2 separate regions of the Mus musculus genome follow, and region 2 is linked to region 1. The links are chromatin loops, found by intact Hi-C in ENCODE. Cell type or tissue: gastrocnemius. All regions are shown on one strand.

Region 1 (2,500 bases):
ATGCACAGTCCGTCTGCCTGACTCTTTCCCTCCCCTCGCCCACCCCCCTTTCTTGGTTTTCAAGACAGGGTTTCTCCGTGTAGCCCTGGTTGTCCTGAACATCACTCTGTAGACCAGGCTGGCCTTGAACTCAGAGATCTGCCTGCCTCTGCCTCCCTGAGTGCTGGGATTTGAGGTGTGCATCACCATGCCCAGTTTTGTTTTGTTTTTTGTCTTTTTATGTCAGTATCCACCTTGTCTTTGAAAATCTAGGCTGCGTTTAGGAAAAAAATGATATCTGTCAAAAGATGAATAATGCAGATTGTTCACTGCAGTGAATGTAACTAAAATACACTCAGAGGGGCAGAGAAATAGTGCAGTGGTTAAAAGCACTGACTGACTGCCCTGCAAGAGGACAAGGGGTCATCAGCACAATCAACTCCAGTTCCAGAGTATTCATCGCCCTCTTCTGGCCTCCATAGGTACTGCATACATGTGGTACACAGATATACATGCCTGCAAAACACCTATGCACATAAATCTTTTAAAATATATAGTTAAATTTTCATACATATAAATGCTTTCATAAAACCATAATATGGGTCCAGGCAATGGTGGCTCACACCTTTAATCTCAGCACTAAAGAGGCAGAGGGAGGCAGATCTCTGTGAGTTAAAAGGCCAGCCTGGTCTACATAGTAAGTTCCAGGACAGGCAGGGATACATAGAGAAACCCTGTCTCAAAAAAACCAAACCAAACAAAACCATATCTATAACTGAGGTGTTATATTACGCTTGTTTGTTTATTGCATACATGTGCTGCATGTGCGCCTACAGGAGTCAGTTCTCTCCATCCAGCATCTGGATGCAAGGGATGAAACTCAGGATGTCCGGCTTGGCGGGGCATGTGTTCATTCATCCAACTACCTCATCGGCACCCTGGCTATAGATGTTTGTATGAACTGCTTTGAGTCCTCTGTAGCACAACGAAGAATGAAGGGGGAGAGAGCTGGCAGGTGGGTGCCTTAGGCCTCGCTGACCACCAGGGGGCAGTGCAGCCCAGCTGGAAGGGACCCAGTTGGGTTAGTGTGCTCTGTCGTTGACCTCAGAAAACTGGTAACCAGTCCACCCAATTCAGCGCGCCCAGGCTCCCTCAGAGCTACTCAAGGTCATCTGGGCAGCACCTGGCAGCCCATTCCCCCTTTCTGGTTTTGGTTTGTTTGTTTGTTTGTTTTTTGAGGCGGGGGTCTCCCTATGTAGCCCTGACTAGCCTGAAACTTAGAGATCAGACCGGTCTCTCTGCCTTCTGGGTGCTGGGATGAACGGCAGGCACCGACACACCTTGCTTTTTGTTTTGTTTTGAGACAATGATACACTCTGTATGTAGCCAGCAGTGGTCTTGAACTGGGCTCTCCTGCATCTGCTTCTCTTGCCCATATTTCTAGTTCCTTCTAGGGCAGTGGTTCTCAACCTCCCTAACTCTATAACATCTGTGTTTTCTAATGGTCTTAAACTGTCTCTGTGAAAGGATCGTAAAGCAGCTTCAAAGGGGTCGGACCCACAGGTTGGGAACATCTGCTCTAGGGCATCTTAGCACACACACACACACACACACACACACACACACACACACACACCAGCTCTAAGTGGAAAGGGATATTCTGTGTCTAGGGACACAGTTGGTTGTCATGCTTTTGGGGAGGGTATTGCACTGGCATCTAGCTGTCAGAGGCTAGGATACTACTAATAACTTGCCACCTGTGTCACGGCTCCATGACCAAGAGTGAGCTTGACCCAGAATGACAGTAATGCCAAGATCAAGAACCCAGGCTCTCAGGGAGACTGGGTCCAATCAGGTGGCTCAGGCTGGCCTCAAACTTGCCGTGGGGCTGAGGATGAGCTTGAATTCCTGTTCCTTCCCCTCCATCTTCCGACTGCTCAGATTCCATGCGTGAACCATCATGCCTGGTTCCAGCAGCCTGGAAGATCAAACCCAAGATTTCCTGCATACCAATCAAATGCTCTAACAATGATGCCTTAGCTCCAGCCCTCCTTCATTTTCCTTCTCTTCCTCCCTCCCTCTTTCTTTTTAAATTTATTAATTTTTAATGTGTTGGTGTTGCTTGCATGAGAGTAGGCAATACCCTAGAACTGGAGTTATAGACAGCTGTGAATTGCTATGTGGGTGGTGGGGAATTGAACTCTGGTCCTCCGGAAGAGCAGCTGGTGCTCTTAACCAGTGAGCCATCTCCCCAGTACCCCCTCTTCTTTCTTTCTTTCCTTCCTTCCTTTCTTTCTCACTAGGTAGCCCAGCTGGTGGTGGTCTCAAGATGACTCTCCGGCTTCAGACTCTCAATGGCTAAGGTTCCAAGCGTATGCCACCATGCCCAGCTTTCAGGGTGGGTCTCACAGTCTGCAGCCAGACTGGATGCAGCAATAAGTTGAACCAAGACAGAGTAAAGGAAGTTAAGTGGAACCTGTGGGTGTCAGACCAAAAGGTCACACTGTCCTGTCGTGAGGGT
Region 2 (2,500 bases), 110 kb after region 1:
GCCTCACTCAAGGAATGAATGAATGAATGAATGAATGAACAGCAGAACTGACATTTATTGAGCATCTCTGTGCCAAGCCCTGTGCTGGCCCTTGCTCAGCCTGAAGTCATTGATCCATTATCAGTCAGGCTAGGAAAATTGACTAAGATTCAGCATGGTGCAAGGATTTGCTCTCAGTCACATGGCATGGGAAAATTGAGCCAGGCCACAGATCCTCCAACACTCCAGGCTAGCCCTCTGTAGGAAGCCAGCCTAGGGAGACACCAAGCTGGTCCTTCACACCATGTCTGTAGCATACCCCCTTCCTGGAGGCACTTCAGACCTTTTTTTTGGGGGGGGGTTGGTTTTTTGAGACAGGGTTTCTTTATGTAGCCCTGGCTGTCCTGGAACTCACTCTGTAGACCAAGCTGGCCTCGAACTCAGAAATCCGCCTGCCTCTGCCTCCTGAGTGCTGGTATTAAAGGTGTAGGCCAGCACCGCCCAGCACTTCAGACCTTTTAACAGCCCACCCCACTTTGTGGAAGGTTGGCTGTTGTTCTCTTCCCCAGCCAATAGGCTCCTGGGGCCAGGGCCCTGTCTAATCCACACAGGCACAAAATAGCTGCTCAATAAATGTTTACTGAAGGAACAAACACAAAGAATAAACCAAGGAAGCGATGCTGCATGAGCTAGCCAATGGTGAGCCATAGCTGACTTCCCCAGCCAGCCTCCTCCTGTCCTAGTGATCACACATCTCCAACACTGGGCCCTCCTGAGGTGTAGACTCCCTGTCCTTCAGGGACTACGGTTGTGCGGAGGCAGGGAACAGTGTGTTGTATTCCTCCTGGAAGGTAAGCTCCTTGAATCTGCGTACGGCCAGGGCTGCTGTCAGGCTCTGCCAGAGAGAGCAGGGGTGAGGTCGCTGAGGAAGCCGAAGGGCAGAGCTGCCTCAGGAAGGGCTGGCAGTGGGCAGCAGCACCAAGCTATTCGGTGTTTTCCCTCAATCCAATCGCTATGTTCCTGTCAGCGGCACCGTCTTAGCCAAGGGCAGGAATAGGGGAAGTCCTACTTTTTAGGGTACCTTCTTCCTAAATGAGCTCCCTGAGGCCACTTTGATCTTTCTGCCTAGTCCTGAAGGTATCAAGAGCTCTACGGTGACCATGGCTGGCTTCTGGGACCTGAACCACAAAACTCTTAGTTCCCAATACTGAGGTATAGAGTGCCCCCAGAAGATGGCTGTTGGGGTCCTCAAAAAGAAAAAGAAGTCTGGGCTGGAGAGATGGCTCAGTGGTTAAGACTCTCTAGAGGTCCTGAGTTCAATCAATTTCCAGCGACCACATGGTGGCTCGCAACCATGTATAATGGGATCTGATGCCCTCTTCTGGTGAGTCTGAGGACAGCAACTCATATACATAAAATAAATAAATAAATCTTTAAAGTCATCCAGGGAGAGTGGGGAGAGGGAAGACTGACTGTGTGCAGGCCAAGGGGGTCCCTTGAAGAACTTACAACAGAGTAACAGAAGGGGGAAGAGGAAAGGGGGCATGTTGACACCCCAACCTCTCTCGACTGGAGGGAGACTAGCAAGGGAGGAAATGGATGTGACCTAGACGGGCTAGCATTGCTGTGGCACAGGAAGCCCTTGAGACCTTCGGCTAGCCCTGAAAAGGACAGGCTCCAGCATGCTGAACCCCTAGATAACACATTCCTCCATATTTTTTTGCTTTGTTTGTTGGTTTGGTTTGGTTTGGTTTGGTTTGGTTTGGTTTTTGAGACAGGGTCTCCCCGTGTAGCCCTGGAACTCATTCTATAGACCAGGACAGCCTCAAACTCAGAGATCAGCCAGCCTCTTGTCTCCCAATGTTGAGATTAAAGGTGAATGCCACCATGCCAGACCTAAAAATAAAATTCCTTAAAAAGACAAAAAAATAAACAAGTACATTGCGAAGTTACTGAGCCCCGGTTTCCTTGTTTGGAAAGCAGAGCCAATAGGAAGCTTTCTCCTGGAGTGGGGAGACCCCAAGAGTGAAGATTCTGTCCGTGAAAGGGAAGCACAAAGGTGTGCTGTGTGCTCAGAGGCTAAGACAGGAGGCTCTCGAGCTCATGAACTATCTGGGCTATATGGTGATGTTCAAGTCACATCCTTAGGAAAGTGTTCCACATCAAGCCAAGGGGCTGCCTCGCTCAGGGAGGCTGGGCTGCAGGTGGCCTTGGAGCAGGTTCCCTCCGGGAAGCCAGGCTTAGCCCATCTACTCCATGGGACACAGCCTGGGGTTCGGCTGGAACAAGTAGGGACTCTACAGGACCTGTACTCACCCACGTGAAAATGGAGAAGAAGGAGAAGGCGATGGCAGCCCGGGCTGCGTCCGTCCCTTCGTTCAGAGGGTTGTCCTTGGGCTTGGAGACTTGCCACTGGTTGGCCAGGAAGCAGAAACCCACGAACCAGAAGAAGGCCCAGAAGGCTGGGGTGCCCAGGGCCAGGCCGGATGTCAACGACACACAAGGAGAAGGGGGAGAAAAC

Evidence for each region. Peaks named below come from ENCODE experiments on the same cell type or tissue, not always from the same donor. Only the 100,000 strongest peaks of a DNase experiment are listed, where the experiment ranks them.
Region 2: a loop joins it to region 1, with 2.3 times the contacts of the local background. A loop is called at or near these places in 9 of 42 quality-filtered maps.

Annotation. Positions count from the first base shown.
Region 1 is chr15:80,223,946-80,226,445 of GRCm38, reverse strand. Gm46521 (a long non-coding RNA gene) reads right to left here and starts at 845. Exons shown (of 2, transcript XR_001781722.2): 1 at 1-845. In gastrocnemius, CTCF peaks have their summits at 456 (motif pointing left) and 1,023 (motif pointing right); DNase peaks (open chromatin) are centred at 453 and 1,034.
Region 2 is chr15:80,111,540-80,114,039 of GRCm38, reverse strand. It overlaps Syngr1 (synaptogyrin 1), which reads right to left. Exons shown (of 4, transcript NM_207708.1): 3 at 2,296-2,441. Among named protein-coding and RNA genes, the nearest start is that of Tab1, 20 kb to the left of the region's middle. In gastrocnemius, a CTCF peak has its summit at 1,359 (motif pointing left); no DNase peak of the experiment used is centred here.